Regions from separate parts of the Mus musculus genome. Here region 2 is linked to region 1. Evidence: chromatin contacts called from ENCODE Hi-C or POLR2A ChIA-PET data. All regions are on one chromosome and are shown on one strand. Each heading gives the region's core, a stretch centred on a gene start or an enhancer-like site at or near the end of the contact. The rest is flanking DNA. Distances are from core to core; before and after follow the strand shown.

Evidence for each region. A loop is a pair of places that touch in the nucleus more often than their neighbours do. ChIA-PET counts read pairs that join two places held with the same protein, here RNA polymerase II (POLR2A).
Region 2: a map of v-Abl transformed pro-B cells shows a loop between it and region 1 (5-fold over the local background). The contact joins the promoter of Ncoa7 here to the promoter of Cenpw in region 1. A Hi-C loop is called at or near these places in 5 of 37 maps with a recorded cell type or tissue (T-helper 1 cell, T-helper 17 cell and v-Abl transformed pro-B cells). POLR2A ChIA-PET finds 5 or more read pairs at or near these places in 1 of 5 experiments (embryonic stem cell).

The regions. Positions count from the first base shown.
Region 1 is chr10:30,198,089-30,203,525 of GRCm38, reverse strand. Cenpw (centromere protein W) reads left to right here and starts at 2,986. Exons shown (of 3, transcript NM_001109747.1): 1 at 2,986-3,165; 2 at 4,947-5,060. The coding sequence starts at 3,046.
Region 2 is chr10:30,800,224-30,805,660 of GRCm38, reverse strand. Ncoa7 (nuclear receptor coactivator 7) reads left to right here and starts at 2,335. Exons shown (of 16, transcript NM_172495.6): 1 at 2,335-2,832.

The DNA.
Region 1 (5,437 bases), core at 1,737-4,236:
GGAAAATGACAGCATTTTCAACAAATGGTGCTGGCACAACTGGTGGTTATCATGTAGAAGAATGTGAATTGATCCAATTCTTATCTCCTCGTACAAATTTCAAGTCTAAGTGGATCAAAGAACTCCACATAAAACCAGAGACACTGGAATTTATAGAGGAGAAAGTGGGAAAATGCCTCAAAGGTATGGGCACTGAGGAAACATTCCTAAACAGAATACCAATGGCTTGTGCTGTAAGACCAAGAATTGACAAATGGGACCTCATGAAATTGCAAAGTTTCTGAAAGGCAAAAAAGACACCGTCAATAAGACAAAAAGGCCACCAACAGATTGGGAAAGGATTTTTACCTATCCTAAATCTGACAGGGGACTAATATCCAATATATACAAAGAGCTCAAGAAGCTGGACTCCAGAAATTCAAATTACCCAATTAAAAAATGGGGTACAGAGCTAAACAAAGAATTTTCAAGTGAGGAAAACCAAAGGGTTGAGAAGCACATGAAATAGAATGTTCAACATTTTTAACCATCAGGGAAATGCAAATCAAAACAACCTTGATATTCCACCTCACTCCAGTCAGAATGTCTAAGATCAAAAGTTCAGGTGACAGCAGATGCTGGCAAGGATGTGGAGAAAGAGGAACACTCCTCCATTGTTGGTGGGATTGCAAGCTTGTACAACCACTCTGGAAATCAGTCTGGCAGTTCCTCAAAAAATTGGACATAGTACTACCAGAGGATCCAGCAGTACCTCTCCTGGGCATATACCCAGAAGATGTTCCAACTTGTAATAAGGACACATGCTCCACTATGTTCATAGCAGCCTTATTTATAATAGCCAGAAGCTGGAAAGAGCCCAGATGTCCCTCAACAGAGCAATGGGTACAGAAAATGTGGTACATTTTCACAATGGAGTACTACTCAGCTATTAAAAACAATGAAATTATGAAATTCTTGGGCAAATGGATGTATTTGGAGGATGTCATCCTGAGTGAGGTAACCCAATCACAAAAGAAGTCACTTGATATGCACTCACTGATAAGTGGATATTAGCCCAGAAACTTAGAATACCCAAGATGCAATCTGCAAAATACAAGAAAATCAAGAAGGAAGACCAACGTGTGGATACTTAATACCTCCTTAGAATAGGGAACAAAATACCCATGGAAGGAGTTACAGAGACAAAATTTGGAGCTAAGACGAAACGATGGACCATCCAGAGACTACCCCACCTGGGGATCCATCCCATAATCAGCCACTAAACCCAGACACCATTGCATATGCCTGCAAGATTTTGCTGACATGACCCTGATATAGCTGTCTCCTGTGAGGCTGTGCCAGTGCCTGGCAATTACAGAAGTGGATGCTCACAGTCATCTATAAGATGGGACACAGGACCCCCAATGGAGGAGCTAGAGAATGCACCCAAGGACCTGAAGGGGTCTGCAACGTTATAGGTGGAACAACAATATGAACGAATAAGTATCCCCAGAGCTCGTGTCTCTAGCTGCATATGTAGCAGAAGATGGCCTAGTTGGCCATCACTGGAAAGAGAGGCCCCTTGGTCTTGCAAACTTTATATGCCCCAGTACAGGGGAATGCCAGGGCCAAGAAGTGGAAATGGGTGAGTAGGGAAGCAGGGCAGAGGGAAGGTATAGGGAACTTTAGGGATAGCATTTGAAATGTAAATAAAGAAAATATCTAATAAAAAAAGGCAAAAAAAAAAAAAAAGAGAACATTTTTGATAGAATGAATGTCCTAGGAATCTGACAGAAGAAGTCAAGAAAGACCTAAAATGATGTGTTCATGGGGAAAATGACTGTGGTTTTGACCTGGAGATTTAAATGCAAGCGCCAGCAACATTTATGTCTTTCCTGTCTGATGAGCCTCTGAAACTTTGAAGAATTATAAACTTCTTGATAAAATCTTTTAATAGGATCAATTTCTTCCATATCTCTTAATACCATTTAATTGGCACACAGGTATTTAGCTGGGGATGCAGTGTACACACAAGAACAGACATTGCATTTTGTAGGCTTATTTTTTTTGACACCACAGTATTTTAAAGACAATATCTGAATTGGCTTGCAGTAGCCTCATTACTATATGAATGAAAATAAATATAAGATTATATGGCAAAAAAGAATATATAATATTGCTTCTGCTTTTGTGATTTTTATTGAATGCTTAGGTGCTCAAATGTGTGCTTCTGCCTCTAAATGCTTTCTTGTGGTTTTTCCTTGGCTCTTTTTCTTCTGTTTTTTTTCCCTCTTGTGATTGTTTTTGCTTTGTTATTTTATTTTATTACTATTTGTTAGATCCCGTTTTGTTTTCTGAGGAGAGACTGAAAGGGTATTGATGTGAATAGGAACAGAAATTCGGAGCATTTTGGAGCTGGTAGGAGAGGGGAAATTGCAATCAGAATACAGCTTATGAAAAAGAAATCTATTTTCAATAAAAGAAAAAGAAAGTATATTTGAAAGCTATAGGGAAATTAAGGGAGGGAACAATGAAGGGAGAGCATTTGTGAGGAAAATCTGGTGTAAGAAAAAAAGAATCTCATGCAAAGCCAAATGCAATAATATAAAAATATACATTGCTTATTGGTAATATCAAAAAATCGGGCCTAAGTTCCTAATAAAACACAAACTTCTTTCATTTACTTTCTTATTCATTAGAATCCAGTTGCTATATGGATAGCTTGGTGAGCACAGAAGGGTTTTACTGGGCTTATTGACTATTTTCACAATTTCTCATCCTTTGTATGGAACCAAGAGTCGAACTACAGCACCATAGAAAACTACAGACAAAAACAGCAAAGCAAGCCTTAGAGACCTTGAAGCAGTGGGTTCGCAGGACACACCCTTTTCCTGAGGAGTCCATCCTCCAGCCTGCGCTTCCGGTGCTGCGGTGGGTGTGGTTTTCAGTGACGTCACAGCCGTGCGCCGTCCGGCGGCCAATTCAAATCGACCACTCGGCGGTGTGGGGAGGCAAGTGGCGTGTCAGTCTGTGGTGAGCGGCCCTGACGTGCGACGGGCCGCGAGGATGGCGCCCTCCACCACAGTCACTAGGCGGGTAAAGCGCAAGGCGCCCCGCGCCTTCCTCAAGCGCACCTTAAAGCAGAAGAAGCCTCACCTAGGTCTGGGGAGGTGCTGCGACCTCCTGGTAAGTCCTGCTCTCTCCGCCTTCAGGCCCGCCGGCCACGACCGGCCGCGGAGCGCCCTGCCCCGGGGGACCGCGGAAGGAGGACGCGGAGCCCGTTCAAAACTCCCGCGGGAAGGCCCCGCACCCCCCCTTATTGCTTCCAGGGCCAGCCGTTAAGGAGACTGCCTGGCTCTGGGATTAGTTTAATTGATCCGGGTATGGAAGGTAAACCGGCTAGAAACAGATTTGGGCCCCTGCCTGCCTCCCCAGCTCCTGTATGTTCTTACCGAACCCATTTCTCTATGGCCGCTGCACTAGGTCCCCTACTAAAGTGATCGTGTAGATGTGGCGTCAAGTCTTTAAAACTTTCAAGACTCGTTTTTCAGACTCGTGTTTACCTGAAATATAGTGCTTTCCACTAATTAATTGGCCCAAAAATAAATAACAATGTTACAGCCTGAAAGTAAAATCAGTTTGTTTTCTGCCCTTTTTTTTGGGGGGGGGGGTGTTGTTTTGTTTTACTTTGGTTTCGTTTTGTTTTTTTTTCAAGACAGGGTTTGTCTGTGTAGCCCTGGTTACCCTGGAACTTGATGTGTAGACAAGGCTGGCTTCGAACTCAAAGATCGGCCTACCTCTGCCACCACCACTAACACTCTCAGTATGTTGATTTTCAAGGCAGAGTTTCTCTGTACCTGCCCGGGGAAGTCCTGGAATTCAGTTTGTAGACTAGGCTGGAACTCACAGAGACACCCCGGCCCCCAACCTTCATCCCTGCCTTTGCCTCCCAAGTGCCTGACAAGGGATGCAGAGCTCTTAACCACTGAGCCATCTCCAGATACTGGTTTTCTTGACTACTACAAAATTATCTACATTCTCTCTCTCTCTCTCTCTCTCTCTCTCTCTCTCTCTCTCTCTCTCTCTCTCTCTCTCTCTCTCCATTGCTGTTTTTTTCCACATCCCTGACTCCTTAGTGGTTGAGATAGCGTAAGTGAGCTGGGATTTCCGTGGAATACACTTTTGATAGTTTCTTCTGTTTTCCCTGGAGTCTAACAGAGAACAAAACCCACCTGATGAGGAATATCCAGGAGCTCACTAGCTGATTCAAGGGATTGTCAGGCCTTTCTCAAGTAGCTTAGTTTCCATTTTCTGTCCTGAAGTGACCCGTGGCTGTATGGACTCCGGTGGAGTGCTCTAGGTGTCAAGCAGAGTTGAAGCCCAACACTTTGTAGTGGTAGCATAGGGAAGGTCCAGTTGTTCGGCCAGTTGTTGTTCCCAGGTGCTGGTTTCCTGTTCTGTCACTCTTGTTAAACAGCTCCTGTTTAGGCTGTTGCTCATTGACATTTCTTTGCTTACAGTGTTCTGCTCTCCATTAACTTCATAATTATACCTGATAAAGCACTCCATGCCATTCATAAAGTTTGTACTATTTAAAGCAGCACGTTTTTCTGCATGACTACCATACCAGTTAGTTGTTGAGGCGTTAATATTCTTCCCAGTGTTTCAAATTCTGATGTGATCTCCCAGTGTAGTGTGCAGCCTTATGGGATGATTGTTCATTCGTCTGGGAACTGGGATCAGAAGCCGTTGTCTTCTTTATTTAAGCACAAAGCCCTGAAGCTTCTGAGTCATCCTTGTTTGGAATACTTGGTAACTGATATAAATAAAGAAAACATGTGCGCGATACCTGCGAATAGTGCCCTCACAAACCTGGAAGAAGCTGTGGGTTAGAAAGTTGTGAGTAATAAATTTATGTTAACAAGGTTTTTATATTATATAACCCTACTTGTGCTTTGCTTTTAAAGATCCATTTGAATTGCCTACTTTTTATTCAGCGATTGGCAGAAGAGTCCAGGACAAATGCTTGTGAAAGTAAATCTAGAGTTATCAAAAAGGATCATGTACTGGCTGCAGGAAAGGTAAAATATAAATTTTCTTAGTAACAAGAGTTAACTTTAAAAATACTGTTATGGCCATCATCTTTGTCTGATTCAAATACTTTTTATTTCAAAATACCTGTAGGCTAGCATAGTGCTAGAAGAGTTAGGATAGACTGTGAGATGTGCCAGCAAGGAAGGCTGTTGAACTTTGTTAAAATACACAGCATACTTAGCATTTTGTAAACTTGTTTAAGCACGTGATACTTTCTTATATAGTACCCATAGTACTATCTCTTTGCTGGCCCTGCCTTACTTGGGGAAGCCAAGGCATTGGACATGCCCTGGCAATTTTTATGAGACTTCTGAATACTCTTCAGTGAGAAACACGACAACTATTATATTCCAATTAAGGACTT
Region 2 (5,437 bases), core at 1,086-3,585, 600 kb before region 1:
TTCAGGGCAGAATTATCTCTAGACAGACAGGTAAGAATGATACTATTTGCATATTGTCATTGATGCTCCCTGCCTCTCTATTTATGTAAAAGTCTCTATATAAAGATTATTTGCCACAGAAGAAAGAGCATGTCTAGTGCACTTAAACTGCTGCACCCTAATTTCTCCCCTTTATCAGAGGAAAAACCACTTTTCTTCATGTTTTCCACAGGCTTCAAGCCCCAACAGTTCATCACTTTCCACTAGCCAAGTACAGTGAGAGGTGCTATGGAGATCGTTTTATTTTAATCAATTACTTTTACTAATTAGAGATAGGATTTTGCTATGTAGCACAGGCTGGCTTGAGACTGACAATCCTCCTGTTTCTGCCTTCCTAAACATTGGCATTACAGAAATGGACTATAGTGTCCAGTTCAGGGATACAAGTTTTGAAAAGAAAACTTTTGTCACCCTAACACATGCTATTATAATAATAGCTGACTTCTATTGATTACACATTCTACATGATACATACTGTTCATGAATTACTTCATTCCCTGTATCTACCCTATGAAGATGGTGCTGCGATCATCCACCTTTGAAGATAAAAGCATCAGTTAGAAATGTATCCAAGGCCAGCACATGCTGAAGCTGTAGTCCAAAGGCAATCTGTGAATTCTTAAGGATTATCATGCTCTTATGTATATATTCTAATAGTATTTGATCTAGCTGCACCCAAATTACCTCCAATTCTTTCTGTATATCTTTCCTACCCATTGAAATCTGGCAAGCATTCCAGAAGAATTCCCTGTAATAAGGAAATGTTGGGTCCTGTGTTGTCCAAAAGGCAATCACAAGCTTTATTTGTCTTTTTAGAACTTATATGTATAACTAACAGACTGGAAGTCGTAACAATTGTATTTCATTAAGTTTGAATGAACACATTTGACTGATGGGTACTATTCTGGATAAGAGGGATGTAGACGATGCTAATTCCGATTTCTGTGTGAAGACAAGACTCAGATGAATCAGTCAATACTCAGAAGAATCAGTCAATACTCAGTCACAAAAAAGAATGACCAAAGAATCTTTAAATTAGAAGCACCCCCAATCCCAACCATTTGAGTACAACTCCCCATTCTATTCAGACTTTCACTTTAGTGACAAACTATCCTTAGCATGTGATCCATCATGTACTTCCAGGGGAGATAATGAAGACAGTGTCATTGTTTGGCATTGCATTGGAAAACTTGGGGAACACTCTATCAGCAAGTCACCACTTTGAACACATACTCAGTTATACTTTTGCCTAAGAGAAAAGAAATCAAGGCCTATTTTATTTCTCGTCAGAACCTTGGGTTCATAGGCACAAAAGGGTGCTGACCGAGTTAAAGGGTGGGAACAGTACCTGCAGCAGAGCCTGCACTCAAGGTTGATACCAAAAGGGGTGTAAAGAACACAGAAAGAAGTGTCTCCTACTCAAAGCATAAACATGCAAACCCGATGTCAGAATTTACAGATGGTCAGTGCAAAACCAGGAAGTGATTCCATATTTGCATGACCATGTAACATCATCTGCTGCTGAAATCTCAGAGTCATGGCTGCTAAGGGCTTTGCTCCACCCTCCAGAGAGACTGGCAGTACCAAGAAGCAGCAGCAACCTGGGGAAGCCTCTATGTACTGTGTGTGTTGATGGCTTAGGACACACCTGTCACACACACACTTTTTTCTTCCTGTATTTAAGAGTGATCTTCACGATCAGATCCTCCGAGTCATCTTGCAGTTATAGCCACTGGACTGTAAAGGGAACAGCGTCCAATACAGGTTGGAAGCTCACAGAAACAGGGCCCTGGGCTCATACAAAAAAAAAAAGAAAAAACAAAAAAACCTTCCCACTCAGCTGCTCTCCAGCCCCAGCCAAGAGCCAGCTGAACTGCCCGTTGCTACATCGCATTGCCTTGGCTATAAGGTTTACAATTGGGCAGCTTATAGGATGTTGTACCGGGGACAGAAGAAGACAGTGGGCCTCTTTGCCAAAGGCAATGCTGGAAATGACAGAGGATGAATTTATGGTTGCCCCTAGTCCTAGAGCTGGAAGGTGAAGTAAAAGGACTTTAAGGCTCCAGCAAGGGCTCTAACTCCACATGTGCCCATAAGCGCTAACTTCCCTCCAAGATCCAGACAGGAGCCAGCTAAAAGGGATAAGATTAGGGGCCAGGTAAGCAGACCGTACTCGGTTCACTGACTGCCTGACCATCACAGCGTCACAAATGGCCGGGGCCTGCGGAGGCCGCGCGCGCAGCTCTCCGGGGCGGAGCCGCTGGGCCCAGGGTTCGGGGGCCCGAGCCACCTCGAGGCTGTCCAGCCTGCGGCTCCGAGGTCGCACGGGGCAGGCAAGATGTCGCAGCTGCAGCCCGCATCGCTAAGGCGGTCGGCTGAGCTCCCGGGTCCCAGCCGCAGCAGACGAGTGCAGCGCGCGCCCCGGGTCGGGCGGAGCTAGAGGCGGGCGCCGGGCTGGCGTCGCGCCACCGCAGCTCCCCGCCTTCCGCCCAGCTCGCGCCCGGCGCCCTGACCGTGGGTGCTGCTGCAGGTACCTGGGCGAGGCCTCGAGCACCCCGGCGGCGGCTGCTCGGGCCAGATCGGCACTCCGGAGCCCTTCAGGAGCGCACCCCGCAGCGCCTGACGCCTCCCTTAGCTCCTCCTCGGCGGGCGATCCCCTCCCCGGCCCTCCCCCTCCTCCCACCCCGGAGGATGCGCTTCCCAGCGCCCAGCGGCAGAGGCCACGGCTCCCAGAAATGCGTGCTCCCGAACCACTTCGCCCAGACCCGCGGAGCCCGCGCCCCCGCCCAGTAGGTAGGTCGCCGAGGCGGGGCCAGGCCTTGAAGGCTACCGGCTGCTGATGCTGCGGCCAGGAAGAACCGGAGCCTCCCTCCTGGGCTGCCGAGGTGTACTAATGGCGCTGGGCGCAGCCCCCGGGGGACCCGAAACGCTCTGCTTGGAACGTTCGAGGCCGAGCCGGGGCGCAGGGCCACTGGACCCTCCTCGCTAACAATCAGGGGACCCTCGGTTGGGGGCTGGGAGAGCTTGGAAGGATAGGTTGGCGCGGAGCTTCTTTGAAAGGAGACCGTTGCCTTTTTCTCGAGCTCAAGTAGATTGTGTCATTGCATTTTTAAAAAACAGGATCAGCAAATGCGTTCTTCCTGTTCTTTTTGCTAAAATGTAGACGACCACGGTTGTTGTTTTAGAGGTATTTAGGGGTGGTTATGAATTTTTGTGTAATTTACAGCTAGCCGAGTGGTATATAAAGTCAGTGGTGCAAACACTTTAACATTTTGGGTGTCAGTTTAAGGAAAGTCTTTCTAGAAATCAGATTACCTAGGTAGGTGATGGATGAGGCTGGCGTGTTCTCGTAGGATAAAGCTGACTGGAGCCAATGGGTTTGAGAGCTGCAAGTTTGATACAGGTGTCGGGAGTTGAGACTCTGAAAGATGCGCCAGCAGAGGCAGTCTTGTCTCCGGCCTCGCCTTCAACTCTGAGCTGACCCTTGCTTTTCTGAGAATCTGGTTGAGTCTTTTTTTCCTGTTCTTGAAATAAAAGTAATACATTAGGGCTTTTAATAAAATTGTTTCCTCTCAGGCTGCCGTTTTGGATTTTACGTTAAGCAATAAGGTTTAGAATTTTGAAAAAATTGTTATTGTAAGCTCCAATTTTATAAGCACTATTTCAGATTAAAGATTTTGGCTAACTGAATCAATATAAATACTAAGAGGACAGAATCACCATCATTACCAGGTCCTCTTCCCCCTGCTACTCCTCGACCACCCCCCCCTTCTCTTCCCATTCTCTAATTCCCCAATGTTGAATGCCTTATAGCTGTTTGTTGGTTATTTGTTGAATGAATGAAATTGTATTTCAAGATACACATTGTATATAACCCAACCATTTAAAATTATAGTATAAGATTGTTGTTGTTGTTGCTAGTGCAATTAACTGTATTTTAAATAATTGCTTCTTTCTATAAACAGGCTAACTTGGTTATTTTTCATTGACATTTCCGGCGTCAACAGCAAGGCTCTGTTAAGGTTCCCTTCGTGTCCACTTTCCAGTGTTATAGCAATTAATACCATTTCAATTTTACTTTAAAAAAACAATTTAGAAGGCAGAATTTATGTTTAAAGAAATCTATTAAGTTATTTCAGAAGGAGCAGTGATCTGGTTAATAAGTAACAGGTAACTTGTTTTAAAGTTGAGCTGTGGTTTATTTTTAATATATATATATATATATTGTTAAAGCTAAAGAGGGAAACAAAACATTTAAAAGCGTCTGTGGTTCCAAAGTAAACTCATATATATATCATATAGATAGAGATTTATTTATTTATTTATTTATTTATTTATTTATTTATTTTTGATGCTAGGAGCCAGATCCAAGATTAGACTCGAGGCTTCTGATGTATTGGGCTAATCCTATTTGAGCAACATCTTCAACCTTAGAAATGGCATTTTAGCTATTTTCTCTATAAATTGAGGTTTTTAGATGATCCTGTGTCTTTTCTGCTTGAAAATGTTTAGGAGAAAAAGACAAACAAAACAAAAACAAAAAATCCGTTTCTGTTTGCCTTCCATTTACACTGTGAGGGTTTGGGCTTTGGCATTTGTTTTTCTGTCACATAATGTAGTGAGTCATCATTAACTTCTTTAAAAAGAAAAAAAAAAGGTTTGTTTATTTTTTATCTATGTGAGTACACTGTTGCTCTTAAAACATGCCAGAAGAGGGCATCAGATCCTATTCCAGATGGTTGTAAGCCACCATGTAGTTGCTGGGAATTGAACTCAGGACCTCTGGAAGAGCAGTCAGCATCTCTCCAACCCCCATCATTAACTTCTCTCCTTAGCACATGTATCAGGGAACTCATTTTCTTTCCTTCTCCCACCCTAATTTCCATGCATCATCTTCCTTACTATCCAGAATATTACCCACAATCCTATTTTCACACAGTGGTAAATCATATAGAGTACTATTTCTTCTCTAATCTAGTTGGATTGTTTCAGATAGGTGAAGAAAAACTTTTAGATAAAAGGTAGGAAGACCAGAGGATATTGTGGGAAGAGAAGGTGTGATTAAACCAATTTGTATGAATAATGTATGAAAATAAAGCAGGCTGCCATGCCCAATAAAGATAGGGGCAATTTTAGAATCTTTCTTATAATCAAGGGTATTGAGTAATTCATTTGTGTTGTTTGTTCTGGAAAACCTGCTATTTTCTAAGAGAGCCTGTAGTTCTGATATGCCTTTTACTTCTTTTAAAATGATGTTTTTATATGTGTGTGGGTGTCTTGCCTGCAGATGAGTCTGTGCACCATGTGCATGCAGTGTATATAAAGGGCAGAAGAGGGCGTATCTCCTGGGACCAGAGTTCTAAACTGTGGTGAGCCACTATGTAGAGGTTTGGGATTA